2 separate regions of the Homo sapiens genome follow, and region 2 is linked to region 1. A link is an interaction called in ENCODE POLR2A ChIA-PET data of the cell type or tissue named here. Cell type or tissue: Caco-2. All regions are shown on one strand. Links, peaks and the distances in the headings refer to the core of each region. The heading gives the core; the rest is flanking DNA. Region 1 has its middle 120 kb from the start of ZNF217. Region 2 has its middle 110 kb from the start of BCAS1-AS1.

Evidence for each region. Peaks named below come from ENCODE experiments on the same cell type or tissue, not always from the same donor. Only the 100,000 strongest peaks of a DNase experiment are listed, where the experiment ranks them.
Region 2: POLR2A ChIA-PET joins it to region 1 with 12 read pairs; 4 of 35 experiments call an interaction of 5 or more read pairs at or near these places.

Annotation. Positions count from the first base shown.
Region 1 is chr20:53,709,641-53,718,328 of GRCh38, forward strand. No RefSeq gene overlaps it. Among named protein-coding and RNA genes, the nearest start is that of ZNF217, 120 kb to the left of the region's middle. RefSeq lists enhancers at 1,673-2,574, 2,575-3,475, 3,476-4,377 and a silencer at 5,896-6,096. In Caco-2, for the core only: no CTCF peak of the experiment used is centred there; DNase peaks (open chromatin) are centred at 3,888 and 4,255.
Region 2 is chr20:53,803,651-53,812,338 of GRCh38, forward strand. No RefSeq gene overlaps it. Among named protein-coding and RNA genes, the nearest start is that of BCAS1-AS1, 110 kb to the right of the region's middle. In Caco-2, for the core only: no CTCF peak of the experiment used is centred there; a DNase peak (open chromatin) is centred at 3,571.

The sequences.
Region 1 (8,688 bases), core at 2,254-7,253:
GCCTCATGCACTTAGCATAATGTCCTCAAAATTCATCCATGTTGAGGCATATATCAGTATTCCCCTTTTTTTTTTTTTTTTTGAGACCGGCTCTCACTCTGTTGCCCAGGCTGGAGTGCAGTGACACAATCACAGATCACTGCAGCCTCGACCTCCCGAGCTCAGGGCTCAGGCAATCCTCCCACCTCAGCCTCCCAAGTAGCTGGGACCACAGATGCACACTGCTACATCTGGCTAATATTTCCTATTATTTTTGTAGAAGGGGATCTCCCTGTGTTGCCCAGGCTGGTCTTGAACTCCTGAGCGCGAGTGATCCTTCTTGGCCTCCCAAAGTGATGGGATTATAGGCGTGCCACCACACCCAGCCCAGAATTCTATTTTTTAAGGTGGAATAATATTCCATTGCATGTATATATTACATTGTGTTAATCTGTTCATCTGATGATGTACATTTGAGTTATTTCCACATTTTCACTATTGTGAATAATGCTGTGGTGAGTCCTGGTGTACCAATATCTGTTTGAGCCACCTCCTTTTTCAAAAGTGTGTTTGACAGTCTTGGACTCCATTCTTTTTTTTTTTTTGAGATGGAGTCTCGCCCTGTCGCCCAGGCTGGAGTGCAGTGGCGTGATCTCGGCTCACTGCAACCTCTGCCTCCCGGGTTCATGCCATTCTCCTGCCTCAATCTCCTGAGTAGCTGGGACTACAGGCGCCTGCCACCACGCCCGGCTAACTTTTTATATTTTTAGCAGAGATGGGGTTTCACCGTGTTAGCCAGGATGGTCTCGATCTCCTGACCTTGTGATCCGCCTGCCTCGGCCTCCCAAAGTGCTGGGATTACAGGCGCGAGCCACTGCACCCGGCCTTGGACTCCATTCTTACCTAAGACATTGATGGTATGTGTTCCAGAACAGCCTCCAATCTCCCTCCTTAGGATTCCTTGAGTCCAGGAGTTCGAGACCAACCTGACCAACATAGCGAGACCCTGTTTCTACAAAAAATAAAAAATTAGCCAGGCCAGGCACGGTGGCTCACGCCTGTAATCCCAGCACTTTGGGAGGCCGAGGTGGGTGGATCACCCAAGGTCAGGAGTTCGAGATCAGCCTGGCCAACATGGTGAAACCCCATCTCTACTAAAAATACAAAAATTAGCCAGGTGTGGTGGCATGCGCCTGTAATCTCAGATACTCAGCAGGCTGAGGCAGGAGAATTGCTCGAACCCTGGAGGTGGAGGCTGCAGTGAGCCGAGATTGTGCCACTGCACTCCAGCCTGTATGACAGAGTGCGACTTCTTCTCAAAAAAACAAAAATAAATAAAATACATAAAATGAGCCGGGCATGGTGATGCATGCATATAGTCCCAGCTACTCGGGAGGACTGAGGTGAGAGGAGGATTGCTTGAGCTCAGGAGGTCGAGGCTGCAGTGAGCTATGATTATGCCACTATAATCCAGCCTGGGTGACAGAATGAAATCCTGTCTCCAAAAAAAAAAAGAAAAGAAAAATCCAGAAAACCCCAACCCACCCTTTTCCAAGAGGGCTTCCCTGTTTCCCTTACCTAAAATGGCCCCCCTCTGTTATTCTCTAGCCCTTGATTCAGCTTCAGTTTTCTCATGAGAATTACCAGCATCTTATGGTAACGGATTGCAACGGGGTAGACCCCATCTAAATAACAGAAAATATTAGCCTGGTGTAGCAGTGTGTGCCTGTGGTCCCAGCTACTTGGGAGGCTGAGGTGGGAGGACTACCTGAGCCCTGAGCCCAGGAGGTCGAGGCTGCAGTGACCTCTGATTGTGTCACTACATTCCAGCCTGGGCAACAGAGCAAATTATAAATATTGATTTGTTTATTAACTGTCTCCATGGACTACTCTGTCAGATCAAGGAGGAAGGGCAGGAACTTAGCTGTAGCTGTATTCCAGTGACTAAAACAGTGCCTGGTATACAGTAGGTGCTCAACAAAAACATATTTAATGACTGTGCAGCATCTGGTTGCCTTACCTCTGCTTGTCTGCTACCCACTCAACCTGAACCACTGCTGGGGACACACACAGCCTAGTGCAGAAACATGTCTCTAGGTCTGGGAAGGAACTCATAAGCAGCCCTTTACCAGAGTCTGCTGACAAACACCAGTGTGAGGGCGTCTGCAGCCAGTGTGGCGAGCCACATCCTCGAGTTGTTTGGGATTCTGGAACAATCCAGGTGGTGAATGCTGATTCTGGCCTTGCCCTTCCCGGGGCTTGGTCTGACACATGACCCTGATCCCTAAGGTTCAGGGTGAGCTCTGGCTCACACGTGCCAACAGAGGTGAGTAAGGCTCGGAGAGGACAGTGCATGACACACGACAACCATGTTTTAAAACAAACCAGTTTCACTCACTTGCTCCTCATTGTTTTATGTAAAAACATTGCCTCATGGCGTCCACTGGTTCCACAGCCCGCCTGCTTCATTCCTGATACATGCGTTTGAAGAACTTGAAGTTTTCCTCCCTCCTTCCCTTCCTTCCTTCTTCCCTCCCTACTTCCCTCCCTCCTTCCTTCCCTCCCTTCCTTCCTTCCTTCCCTCCCTCCCTCTCTCCCTGTTTTCAGGAGCATCACAATGACCCTCAACTGAGTGTTATGTCCAAACAGGCTGCAGCTGGCCAAGCTGCCTCCTTCAGGCATTTAGCAAAACAGAAAGCCCCGGGAGCAGGCTGGAAATGGAAAGCGGGCCCCAGGGTACTTTACTTAACCCTTCAGGCACTTTGAGGTTAAAAGCGCCAACATGAATGCCCTTCGCCAACTCAAAATTGTATCATTTGGCAGCATTCCCACTAGTTCGTGCAGGTAAGAAATGAATGGTCTGCTTGCTTGGCAGCGAGCTGCGTGAACTTGGGCAGGTCACTTAACTCCTGTGAGCCCTGGTGTCTTCATTTTTAAAACAAAGCAGCTGAATCACTAACAACCACAACAAACTGACAAAGTATCTTGAGCGTGGATGTAACATCCATCAGCTTGAATTCCACTGAACTCACTCTGGAAAGGGGTTTTGCGGGAGAACTCAGGTGTCCTGTGGTGTCTCAGTTTTCCTCTGATGTCCTCAGATTGGTGATTGCAAAATCCACCAGAGTTGCTGGAAACCAGGCGTCTGTGACGCGGAGGTGAGGAAAGAAGAGGGCAGGTTACCGTAAAGCAGTGGCCGATTCCAAGGCTGGTCAACATGCTGAAACCCCGTCTCTACTAAAATACAAAAATTAGCCAGGCGTGGAGGCCTGGTTTGGCAGTGTCTGGAGACATGTTGGTTTTCCCAATGTGGGGAGGATCACCATGGGTCATCTAGCGGGTGAAGGTGCTGAGATGCTGCACAATAGACAACGCACAAAGCAATCCCCACAAAGAATTACCCAGCTCCAAATGTGCACGTGCTTGAGAGACTCTGCCTTTCTGGGGGCTGGGGTGAGCCAGGCTGCGAATGCTCCCTTTCTCTCACTAGCCGGCACCCACGATGGGACTTTAGCTTAGGGACCAGATCCTGGGCCAGGATTTTGATTTTTATTTTATTTATTTATTTATTTTTGAGATGGAGTTTCGCTCTTGTTGCTCAGGCTGGAGTGCAATGGCGCAGTCTCGGCTCGCTGCAACCTCCGCCTCAGGGGTTCAAGCAATTCTCCTGCCTCAGCCTCCGGAGTAGCCACCACCATGCCTGGGGCAGGATTCTGCACCAATTCTTCCCCAAACCCAGGTCCCCTCCTTCCTGCAGCCCCTTCCCCTCCCAGGGAGCCTGCCTGTCAACCCCAGTGAGTCCCTCGGGTCTAGTTGTGTTTGCTGGACTTCATTCATGCACTCAACAAACACTGAGCACCCCTCTGCACCTGATCCTGCCATCGGCAGCAGGGGACAATGATGACCATGACAGGGGACCATTGCCCTTGCTTGCTATAACCTTCCCCAAATGGGATAAAGAGGAATCCCCCGCACCAGGTGGACCAGGGCTGTGGGTGGACAAGGGCTCCTGCGCAGAACCATCAAATTCTTCCTTTCAACCCCAGCCCAAGGTGGGTCCTGGTGCTTCCCATAGTACCAAGTGTGCCTGGCAGAGGTGGAGAAAACTCCCAGGGGTCGGGGAGACACTGGGACCCCTGAAACGCCCCTCCCCTCTGCCTTGTGCGGAGTGGTCCCCAGTCACCTGGCTTGTACTAAAGACCCAGCACCTCCAACTACTGTGGAATGCGACAGGTCAGGTGAGAATGACGAAAGCTGAGCAGCGGAGCTGGGGGAGGGGATTGCACCACAGACCCCTCAACTCCCACACCCGCCCTCGGCCTTTCTTCCGCACAAGCTCCTCTTGTCCGCTGTGCTCTTCTCCTCGCCCTCCTTCTCTTCTTCCACAGGTGTCCCAGAGGCGCTGGCTCCACTTCCCTCCTTCACGTTTTTCCCTCTTAACTCTCTTCCCTGGTCTCTATCTCCAGAGATCTGAATTTCCTTATTTTCTTTCTTTTTTTTTTCTGGGACAGTCTCTGTCGCCCAGATTGGAGTGTAGTGGCGCAATCTGCAACCATCGCCTCCCCGGTTCAAGCGATTCTCCTGCCTCAGCCTCCTGAGTAGCACGGATTACGGGCACGCGTCTCCACACCCAGCTAATTTTTGTATTTTAGTAGAGACGGGGTTTCACCATGTTGGCCCGGCTGGTCTTGAACTTCTGACTTGAGGTGATCCACCCGCCTCGGCCTCCCAAAGTCCGAGGCGGGTGGATCACCTGAGCCACATCGCCTGGCCTCTGAATTTCTTTCTTGCCTTAGGCAGAGCAGCTTAGAGGCCAGTTTCTCTAGGGGTCGCCTGAAGCCATCTTTGCTTCCCACTCTGCAGACCTCCCAGCTGCCCAGGCTGCCTGTTCTTCCTTCAAAATCTATTTCCTATTGGTTTCCTCCTCCCATTACCCTGATCCCACCTGGTGCTGGCAAAAACTTCCTTGGCCAACTTCCAGCACCAGCCTAAGGATGCCATGGTCCTCTTCCTGGAAGCCCAGCCATTCATTCTGCAGCAGTGCATTCTAAGGGTGCTGGCTCTGGAGGCAGACGAACTAAACAGCGTCCCGACTGCACCGTTGCCTAGCTGTGTGACCTGGGACAAGTGACTTAACTTCACTGTGCCTCAGTTTCTTCATCTGTAAAATGGGTACCATGATCATCCCTGCCTCTTAGGGTTGTTTTGAAGGTTAAACAAATGAGTGAATATATAAAATGCTCAGAACAGTGTCTGGCACATAAGAAGTGCTTGATAATGTTGACAATTCCTTTTATTATTATTTTTGTAATCTTCAAGATTAAGAGTCTACTTCTTGTTGGTCGGGTGTGCTGGCTCATGCTCATAATCCCAGCACTTTGGGAGGCCGAGGCGGGAGGATCACTTGAGGCCAGGAGTTTGAGACCAGCCTGGCCAACATGGGGAAACCCCGTCTCTACTAAAAATACAAAAATTAGCGGGGGCGTGGTGGCGTGCACCTGCAATCCCAGCTACTCAGGAGGCTGAGGCAGAGAATCACTTGAACCCAGGAGGCAGAGGTTGCAGTGAGCCGAGATCATGCCACTGTACTCCAGCCTGGGTGACAGAGTGAGACTCCATCTCAAAAAAAAAAAAAAAAAAAGAGTTTACTTGTTTCCTTTCCCATAAAGTATTAAACGCTCCATTGCTGCTACCGAAGCTCTCTACGCATGTCTGCTTCTCCTCACCTATGCAAATCTAGATCTATCATAGGTAGGTCTATCATACAGATCTTCCTCTCATCTAATCCTGAGCTCCTGCTAGACAAGGAGTATGTGGAAGGTTTTCAGGAAACACAGCCCCTTCTCTTGAGGGAGTTTATGGTGTGAAACAAAATTCAGGAAAACTGATCACCCAGGTAGATCCCAGTCTGGCCCCAAGACATTTTGTTTGGCCTTCATGGCCAAGGTCGGCTCCAGGATATGCAACCTGGGCAGCTGCACAGGGCCCTGATCTCAGAAGGCCCCATGCTTGGTTTAATGCTTCAATACTGATGTCTTAAAACCCTTCACAAATTTGAACCAGGGGCACCAGAGTTTCCATTTACGGTGGGCCCTACACGTAATAAAGCTCTTCATAAGTCTGGCTTGCACCATTAATTATTCTTTTTTTTTTTTTTTTTTTGAGATGGAGTCTCACTCTATCGCCCAAGCTGGAGTGCAGTGGTGCGATGTCAGCTCACTGCAACCTCTGCTGCCTGGGTTCAAGCGATTCTCCTGCCTCAGCCTCCCGAGTAGCTGGGATTACAGGCACCTGCCACCATGCCCAGCTAAGTTTTGTATTTTTTAGTAGAGATGGGGTTTCACCATGTTGGCCAGGCTGGTCTTGAATTCCTGACCTCGTGATCCACCTGCCTCAGCCTCCCAAAGTGCTGGGATTACAGGCGTGAGCCACCGCGACTGGCCTAATTATTCTTTTTTAAAAATTATTTAATTACACTTAAAAAGTAGGATGCTGGGGATGATGGCTCATGCCTGTAATCCCAGCACTTTGGGAGACCGAGTCGGGTGGATTACTTGAGGTCAGGAGTTCGAGACCATCCTGGCCAACATGACGAAACCCCATCTCTACTAAAAATAAAAAAAATTAGCCAGGCGTGGTGGTGTGTGCCTGTAATCCTAGCTACTAGGGAGGCTGAGGCACGAGAATAGTTTGAACGCAGGAAGGGAAGGCTGCAGTGAGCTGAGATCGCGCCACTGAACTCCAGTCTGGATAACAGAGCAAGACTCTGACTCAAAAAAAAAAAAAAGGGAAAAAATCAAAGTATTTTCTTTCCCTCTGAGTCTTCCTGTTGGCTGAGAATGGCGCCAGTGATAAAACAGTAGTTTGTCTCTGACTTAAGGAGGCAAGGAGATGTGAAGACTCAGCGCAGTGTGGTGTCTTGGGTGGGATTCTGGAATAGGAAGAGGACATTAATTGAAAAGCTGGTGAAATTGGAATAAAGTCTGAAGCTGAGTGAATAGTATTTCATCAATGTAAATTTCTTAGTTTTAGTAAATGACTTAGGATTACGTAAGATGTTAATAATTAGGGAAGTTGGGTGAATGGCCCGTGGGAACGCTGTAGGTCTGTAAAAATCAAATTATTTCAGACTAAAACTACCAAAGGAACTACAAAGAAGATAGAAGAGTTTACGATGTTTCCCATTCTTCCTCAATGCTTTAATATTATAATAATTAATAATACATACAATAATAATCATACATTTTATTTTGGGAGGTATTATTTAAACTTTTTTTTTTTTTTGAGACTCACTCTGTTGCCCAGGCTGGAGAGTAGTGGTGCGATCTTGGCTCACTGCAACCTCCGCCTCCCGGGTTCAAGTGATTCTCCTGCCTCAGCGTCCCGAGTAGCTGGGACTACAGGCATGTGCCACCACACCCAGCTAATGTTTTGTATTTTTAGTAGAGACAGGGTTTCACCGTGTTAGCCAGGATGGTCTTGATTTCCTGACTTTGTGATCCGCTTGCCTTGGCCTCTCAAAGTGCTGGGATTACAGGCGTGAGCCACTGTGCCTGGCTATTTAAACTTTTATATATATATACATATATATATATATATATATATATATATATATATATATATGTATATATATGTATGTGTATAGATAACCATATATATAAGTTTTTTTAATGAATACATGCCATGATACCAAATTCATAGGTACAAAGGATTTTGAGTCTCCCTTCTGTTTTCAAGTCCCTTCCTGTTTTGAGTCTTCCCTCCTGTTTTCAAGTCCCTTCCCTGTGGAAAACTTATTATTTCAAGTTTCTCATATATATTTCCCGAGTTATTTTATGAATCTGGAAGCAACCTCTGTGGTATGTATTGTGTACATTTTCTTTTCTTTTCTTTTCTTTCTTTTTTTGAGATAGAGTCTTCCTCTGTCGCCAGGCTAGATGCAGTGGCACGATCTCGGCTCACTGTAACCTCTGCCTCCTGGGTTCAAGTGATCCTCCTGCCTCAGCCTCCCAAGTAGCTGAGAATACAGGCATGAGCCACCATGCCCGGCTAATTTTTGTATTTTTAGTAGAGATGGGGTTTCACCATGTTGGCCAGGCTGGTCTCGAACTCCTGGCCTCATGTCATGTTATCCTCTCACCTCGGCCTCCCGAAATGCTGGGATTACAGGCACGAGCCTCCATGCCCGGCTGTTGTTATTTCACAGTGATTTTGGCGTCACTGCGTACCTGCCAGCACCTCCTCACTCTTTGCCGTAACTGCTGCATAGTATTCCTTTTAATGAATTAATTTCTGTCACCGGTCTCCTATGAATGAGTATTTAAATAATTTCTGCTCCTGTGCTCTTACAATCAGTGCTGCAACAAATAAACTTGTACGGTATTTCATGTGTGTGGGAGTACTCCTGAGGGAATAAATATCTAGGAGTTACACACACATTTTGGAGAAAATAATGAAAAGCAAATCTCCACTGAATTTTCCCATTCAAGGCTTGAGAGGTGATAAAACACATTCTCGGAGGCCAGTGTCTTGTTTTGGAAACACCACGTTCAAGGAGGCACCCGTCTGCAGCCCCACAGAGGCATGAGGGCCTGCTTCAGATCACTAATCTGGCATTAATACCCTCCTGAAAGGGGGGCGGAGGACAATAGCACCCAGAGAGTTTACACACTTGAGAAATGACTGGAAAGTAATTGGAGCTGGTAGCCA
Region 2 (8,688 bases), core at 1,142-6,141, 93 kb after region 1:
TTACTCTGTTGCCCAGGCTGGAGTGCAGTGGCTCAATCTTAGCTCACTGCAGCCTTGAACTCCTGGAATCAAGCAATTCTCTCATGTCAGTCTCCTGGGTAGTTGGAACTACAGGCGCATGTCACCATGTCCAGTTAATTTTTAAACTTTTGTAGAGATGTGATCTCACTGTATTGCCAGGGCTGGTCTCAAACTCCTGGCCTCAAACAATCCTCCTGCATTGGCTTCCCAAATTACTGGTATTACAGGTGTGAGCCACCACACCCAATCTCCCATACATTCTATCCAATTGTATCTTGAACACCACTCATTTCAGCAGTGAACATTATTTCTAGTATCCTTTCCAGCAAACCCTCTGGTGCAGGGTCCTATAATATCTGAAAGACTTAAGCAACTGTCACTGCCTGGTGGGTTCCTGATTACCATACTTTAAATACTGACTAATTCACTCTGGGTTGCAAATTCAAGTTCATTAATACACATTTCCTCCTGCTTCACATTATTTACTCTGGAGACTTTTTTTTTTTTTTTTTTTTTGAGACAGAGTCTCACCCTGTCACCCAGGCTGAAGTGGAGTGGTGGGATCATGGCTCACGGCAGTCTTGAACTCCAGGGCTCAAGTGATCCTCCACCTGAGCCTCCCAAGAACCGGGACTACAGGTGCATGCCACCTATGCCAGGCTAATTTTTATTTATTTATTTTTTTGAGGCGGAGTCTCGCTTTGTTGCCCAGGCTGGAGTGTAGTGGCATAATCTCGGCTCACTGCAACCTCTGCCTCCTGGGTTCAAGTGATTCTCTTGCCTCAGCCTCCTGAGTAGATGGGATTACAGGTGTGTGCCACCACACCTGGCTAATTTTTGTATTTTTAGTTGAGACGGGGTTTCACCATGTTGGTCAGGCTGGTCTCGAACTCCTGACCTTGTGATCTGCCCACCTCGGACTCCCAAAGTGCTGGGATTACAGTCGTGAGCCACCATGCCTGGCCTTATCAGGCTAATTTTTAAAGTTGTTTTTGGAGAGACAAAGTCTCCCTATGTTTCCCAGGCTGGTCTTGAACTTCTGGGCTCAAGTGATTTGCCTGCCTCAGCCTCCCAAAGTGCTGGAATTATAGGCATGAGCCACTGCTCCTGGTCATGTTATTTACTCTGAAGTACTCTTATAGTAAACAACAACACATATGAGATCATAATGTCTAACATCACCAGTTTATCCCGAATTTTGTTGCATTTCACTATTTCTTCTGTTCAGCATCAAATGTAGAAGGTGGGTTGTGTTTTGGGTTCCTATCATTCAAAATTTCTGTACCGTTAAACCCTACAATTACACATAGTGGAATGAGACGTTGTCACCATGAGAGGTAAAAAGGAGACAGGACCCCACTGAGGAAACCAGGGATTCATGCCTCTGACCTCCAGCTCACCCCAGGATACACACTCAGTGATGAAATAATCCTAACCCTAAATTGCATGAATTACATTGTTCTCCCTCCCTGTCCCTTTCCTCTGATCCATCTCTTTTGCAAAACTCATGCAATCTGAGTGTGTTTCATGGTAAAATTGTAATGTATACAGTTTTCCCATTTGTGTTTTTATTTGCAAACTGACAGCCGCTTAACCCTGGCACTCGTGGAAAATATTGCCTTGGAAAACGACCTCACCTGACTATGGCATCCATGAGGAGCAGTGAATGATACTGATAGGGGTTAAGACTTGCTTGCCCCTCTGCTTTTGCACAAGTGGTGCCTCTGCCTGGAATACCTTGACCTGCCTCCTGAGCTGTGTATCCAAATCTCAGTTCTGGCATCCCTCCCTCTGTGATGCCATCCTGGGGATCTCCAGCAGAGTCATCATGGCCTTCTTTGTCCCTGCCCCTTACATCTGCTGTGATACTTTTCCTGGAGGTCAAAACACAAATACGTAGAATGCTCAATTTCCACAGAAGGCTAAGAAATGAACCAAGTGGGTTGGGGGTGAAGAACCGGGAACCAAGGCACCAGAGTGAACTGGGAAGCCTGTGCTGGGTCCAAGGGTGCAGCTGCTGCTCAGGCCTGGCCTGGTTTCTATGAGGAATGTGGGCTCAGGGTAGCCAGAGCTCCTGATTTTTCAAGAGAACTGGAAATCTGAACTTTCTTTTTTTGACATATGTCTATCTTTAAAGGCAGTTGTTCCAGATTTTAAAATGACTCCATTCAGAGTTGATAAATCACACACATTCACAGAATAAATCCACTCCACGGGCCACCAGTGACAGCCCATGCTCTAGGCAAAACTCTCCGGAGTCTGAGGCTCTGTCCTTTCTTTCTCAAATTCCCAGTGCCTGGGGCACGGAACCTGGCATGAAGAGGCACTTAGGAAATGTTTGTTGAGTGAATAGATGAGGCAATGAATCATCAGGATATTAAAATTCTTTCCACTCTGCATGAGCCATACATATAGTGTAATTTGTATATTTATATATGCTTTCCTTCGGGCCCATGAACAAAGCCAGGTACTTGCCAAAGTGCAAAAAAAGTTTGATATTTGTATAACAATAATAAACCCAGGGCTGGGCGCAGTGGCTCACACTTGTAATCCCAGCACTTTGGGAGGCTGAGGCAGGCAGATTGCCTGAGCTCAGGAGTTCGAGACAAGTCTGGGCAACATAGTGAAATCCTGTATCTACAAAAATTAAAAAAAAATTAGCCAGGTGTGCATGCCTGTAGTCCCAGCTACTTGGAAGGCTGAAGTGGGAGGATGGCTTGAGCCCAGAAGGTGAAGGTTGCAGTGAGCCGAGATTGCACCACTGCACTCCAGCCTGGGTGAAAGAGTAAAACCCTGTCTCGAAAATAAATAAATAAATAAATAACATTAAATTAAATTAAATTAAAATAGGACAGGCATGGTGGCTCACACCTGTAATCCCAGCACTTTAGGAGGCCGAGGTAGGCAGATAGCTTGAGCCCAGGAGTTCGAGACCAGCCCAGGTAACATGGTGAAACTTTGTCTCTACAAAAAAATAAAAAAATAAGATAAATAAAAAAAAATCAGCTGGACATGGTGGTGCATGCCTGCAATCCCAGCTACTCAAGAGGCTGTGGCAGGAGGGTCACTTGAGCTCAGAAGGTTGAGGCTTCTGTAAGCTGTGACTATGTCACTGCATTCCAGGCTGCGTGACAGAGTGAGACCCTGTCTCAGAAAAAAACAAACAAAAAGCCAGTAAAAATAAAAATAAAAAGAATAAACCCAGCAGCAAGGCATCTGTCATCCTCTCATACTGGTCATTATAATTTTTGGTTAATTCATAAAACTGCTCCACAAGGTAGGTCATATTATCAGCTCCATTTTACAGAAGAGGAAAAATCGGTAAAGCTCAGATCAATTCACCTGCCCAAGACCACAGAGTTGGCAAGTTTCCTGTTATCCTCAGGTTAAAAGCCAAAGTCTGTAAAATGGCGCTACAGGATCCCCCTTCACTCCCCATAGCCCATCTGACCTCATCTCTCCCTCTCCTTCATTCAACACCTGTCTCCCTGACTTCCTCAGACATCCCACATGTGCCCTGGCCTCTGGGCTTTGTCACTGACCCTCTGCGGGGGATGCTGTCGCCTAAGACCTTTGCATGGCTTCCTCTTACCTCCTTCCAGTCTTTGTTCAAATGTCACCTTTTCACTGAGTACTATACCTGACTCCCCTGCCCACTTAGGATCACAGCTCCCATCGCCTTCTGTTTCCCTCCCTTGTTTCCTTTATTTTTCTCCATAGTTTTTTTTTTAATCACCTTCTAACATACTATGTAATGTAATTATTCATTTTCTGCCTTCAACACTGTCAGGTTAAACTCCATGAGGGCAATATATATATATATATATATATATATATATATATATATATATATATATATATATATATATTTTTTTTTTTTTTTCTATTTTCTTCCCTGCTATATCTCTAGTTCTAGAATTGTGCCTGGCACAATACGAATTCTTAATTAGAAGGATAGTAATATGTATGCAGTCTTTTTTTTTTTTTTTTTTTTGAGACAGAGTCTCGCTCTGTCGCCCAGGCCGGAGTGCAGTGGCGCGATCTCAACTCACTGCAAGCTCCGCCTTCCGGGTTCGCGCCATTCTCCTGCCTCAGCCTCCTGAGTAGCTGGGACTACAGGCTCCCACCACCGCGCCCGGCTAATTTTTTTTTTGCATTTTTAGTAGAGACGGGGTTTCACCGTGTTAACCAGGATGGTCTCGATCTCCTGACCTCGTGATCCGCCCACCTCGGCCTCCCAAAGTGCTGGGATTACAGGCGTGAGCCACCGCGCCCGGCCTGTATGCAGTCTTAGAGTGGCCTGTCTGGGCTGAAATCCTGGCTGTGCCACTGGCTTTGTGACCTGGGAGAGTTTATTAACCTCAGTAAGCCTCAGTCTACTCGTCTGTCAAATGAGGCTACTATACTGCATTTCAACCAATCTAAGAAGCCACTGAAATACATTATTTTAGTGAACCACTAAGAAAAAAGTCACGAATTATAAAAGCCCATCAGATCTAAGACTCCTATAGGCTTTAGAAATATTTTAAGTAGGGGTGCCAGATAAAATACAGGATGACCAGTTAAATTTGAATTTCAGATTTTAAAAAATGAGTAATATTTTAGGATAAGTATATTCTATTTAAAATGTACTACTGGGAGGTGTATCTATACTAAAAAGTTATTCATCATTCATCTTAATTTCAAATGCAATCAGAGTCCTGTATTTTATTTGCTAACTCTGGCAAACCTAGTTAAAAGACAAAAAAAATGTATGTTCTAGACCCAGTGAAATGGTAGTGTATGTCGCATTAAGAGATGTAGGTTGAATGAATGAATGTAAGAAAAGTCTGGGCCGGGCGCGGTGGCTCATGTCTGTAATCCCAGCACTTTGGGAGGCCGAGGTGGGCGGATCACCTGAGGTCGGGAGTTCCAGGCCAGCCTGGCCAACATGGCGAAAAACCATCTCTACTAAAAATAGAAAAATTAGCTGGGTGTAGTGGCGCGTGCCTGTAATCCCAGCTACTTGGGAGGCTGAAGTAGAAGAATTGCTTGAACCCGGGAGGCAGAGGGTGCGGTGAGCCGAGATTGCACCACTGTACTCCAGCCTGGGAGACAGAGCGAGACTCCATCTCAAAAATAAATAAATAAATAAATAAATAGCCTGGCACATAGTAGGTGCTCAGTAAATGTTAGATGTTATTATAAAATAGCTAGGACCAGGCACATAGTAGGTTCAGTGCCTGGCACAGAGTGGGTACTCAGTAAATGTTAGATTACTATAAAATAGCCAGGACCAGGTCCATAATTCAACAGGCTAATATCTACTGGCCTGTAGCTCCTTGAAAGTGCTCCCTTTGATCCCCAAGGCTTGCCGAAGAGCTTCTTACACTGAAAGAACCCAGTAATACTTATTCAATGACTAGAGGCTCCTTTTTTGCTCAATGAATGGAGAAACCCCCTTTTATAAAAATTCAGTGACGGCAGAGCCCCCACTTTGTTTTTTACCCCTTTTCTACACTGATTCATTCATGGTTGCAGTCCTTTGAATGCACAGTGGGGCCACTTTGCTGGGAATAGTCTCTGAAGTCTGGAGAGAGAATCCTTTTAGATAAAGCCCCCACAATTAGCTCCTCTCCTCATCTGCCTCCTCCACCTCCTCCAGAGGCTGCTGCCTTCTAGGTTCTACCTTTGAGAGCTCAGGTGCCTGCTGCCAATTACATTTCCACCCTACTTGTGAAACTACTGTGTAATTAGCCTAATTACAGGATTGCAGGCAATGGCAGCAGGCTGCCTGGGAAGGGGTATTAACCCTGCATTTCCCATGCACGTTGCAAGCACTCAGTGTCTCAGGACTGGGGAGGTAGGCTGCAGGCCATCCACCCAGGTTCTGGGTGGCCACTCTTGCCAAGTTGTTCCTTCTTAATGGCCAGAATATTCGACAGTCTTTTCAGAGTCTGTCCACTACAAAGCAACAACAGCAACGTAGTAATACTAGCAGCACATACTCAGGGCCAAACATTTTCAACAGGACAGAAGTAAAAAGTGAGACATAAAAGTTGTCTGAACCTGCACACGTACTCCCTGATTCTAAAGTAAAAGTTGAAAAAAGAAAAAAAAACTGTCTGAACATTCATCACCTGCATTCCAGCTCCACACCCCAGAAGTAACAATATCTAAAATAACAATACCTATCAAATGTAGACAGAAATGTTCTACACACAAGCAAGCTATATGTATAGATGTAGTCTTTGTTCTGCTAATGTTTAGTCTCTCTAAATAATAAAAAATAAGTCAAAAACTAAGTACAATGTGTTTTATATAGATATAGTCACCCATAAATGTCTGTTCAATTTACTTCGCACAATGAGATTATACAATACATATGCTTTTGTGACTTGCCCTTTGTTGCTAAATAATATATCCTATCTGTCTTTAATGCCTACATATTAGTGCTAACTCATTCTTTTTTATAAGGCTGTGTAATATTCAACAGGAAGAACGTGTCATAATTTATTTAACTAGTCTTCCATTATGAAGCATTTAGATTGCAAACAGATTTATGCCATAAAAAGAATACATAATCCCAGCACTTTGGGAGGCTGAGGTTAGTGGATTGCTTGAGCCCAGGAGTTTGAAACCAGCCTGGGCAACATGGTGAAACCCTGTCTCTACAAAAATACACATACAAAAAAAAAATTAGTTGGGCATGGTGGGGTGCGCCTATAGTCTTAGCTACTAGGGAGGCTGAGGTGGAAGGAGCTTAGAAGATCAAGGTTGCAGTAAGCTCAGATCGTGCCACTGCACTTCAGTCTGGGAAACAGAGTGAGACCCTGTCTCAAAAAAAAAAAAAAAAAAAAAGTGCATGAAGCCACACAAATAAGTTCCTGGTGCTTGTGAAGGAGATGAGGGTGGGAGGCAGCTTCCAAATAGTTAGGTGTGGTCCAAGAAGCAGGGGTAGAGAGATCCACTATAAAGCTGCGTGTTAACCCTTTAGTTAGTTGCTGGATCCTAGGAAGCCCTAGATGATTCCAGGGAGAGGCATTGAAGGGCAGCTCTTGACCAACCAGTATGGAAACCGTCCTATATTTTAACTACCAGTGTGGTCTTCCTGGTCACAGCTCTTGATGTTGGCTATATTTGCTATATTTGAGTATATTCACAGGTTTCCAACCCTAGAATTCTTGGGTCAAATGGTATAAACTCTTTTAGTCTTAATGAGTCTGTTATCAAACTTTCTCTTGGAGTCTTTTTTTTCATAAAAATAAAACAGTAATAGTAATAGATGGCATTTATGAGAGCAAAGCAACATACTAAAGGCTTTTTATACTTGATGTCCTGCAATTTTCCCAAGAGGGCTATGCCACAGGCACTTTTATCCCCCTCATTTTACAGATGGGGAATCTGAGACTCAGAGGCTAATGACCTGCCAAGTTTCACACAGCAAATCAGAGGAGGTGCTGCGATTCCAATTCATTTCCATAAGGCCCTGAAACCACCATCCTACTGGCTTTCTAAATCTTATTGAGCTGGGACGGTGGCTCATGCCTATAATCCCAGCACTTTGGGAGGCTGAGGAGCCTGGATCACCTGAGGGCAGGAGTTTGAGACCAGCCTGGCCAACATGGCGAAACTCCGTCTCTATTAAAAACACAAAAAATTAGCTGGGCGTGGTGGCAGGTGCCTGTAATCCCAGGTTAACAGGAGGCTGAGGCAGGAAAATTGCTTGAACCCGGGAGGCAGAGGTTGCAGTGAGCCAAGATCACACCATTGTACTCCAGCCTGGGTGACAGAGAGAGACTCTGTCTCAAAAAAAAAAAAAAAAATCTTATTGGAACGTGAAGATCAGGAAGGAGGCCCACAGTCTTTCCACTGCAGGGTCCATGAGCACACCTGCTTACATGTGCAAAGACACACTTAGATGGAGATGGAGAGAAGAAGCTAGGATGAAAACTAAAGATGGCAAAAAGAGAAATTAATATCAGGTCACTGTCAACAGAAATTTGTGTCACAGTGAATGGCACTTCTAACAATTGGCTACACAACCTAGGCCTTTTCAGGCCTCAGATTTCTCATCAGTAAAATGGGAATGATTATCCAATCCAGTAGAACTGTTGAGCAGAATTGAGTTAATCCATATGAAATGCCTGAGGCCTGGTAGGACAATTCACAGTTACTGTTAAGGTATCTGCAATGAGAAGAACATCTTAAACTCTTGACAGCATAGTTCTATAATATATAACCAAGGAGGAGGATTGCCCTTTAAAGGTCTGTCATTCCCCTCAACAATCCAGCAACAGTCCTGCTCCAACCACATTAAAACTAGTCCAAAAAATTTCCCCAATCCTGTGAATAATTATTTACCATTAGAAAAATCAGAGATCCTGACTGGGCGCGATGGCTCATGCCTGTAATCCCAGCACTTTGGGAGGCCGAGGCGGGTGGATCATGAAGTCAGGAATTCAAGACCAGCCTGGCCAAGATGGTGAAACCCCGTCTCTACTAAAAATACAAAAAATTAGCAGGGTGTGGTGGCACGCACCTGTAATCCCAGCTACTCGGGAGGCTAAGGCAGAAAATTGCTTGAACCCAGGAGGCGGAGGTTGCAGAGAGCTGAGATCATGCCACTGCACTCCAGCCTGGGAGGCAGAGTAAGATCTGTCTCAAAAAAAAAAAAAAAAATCAGAG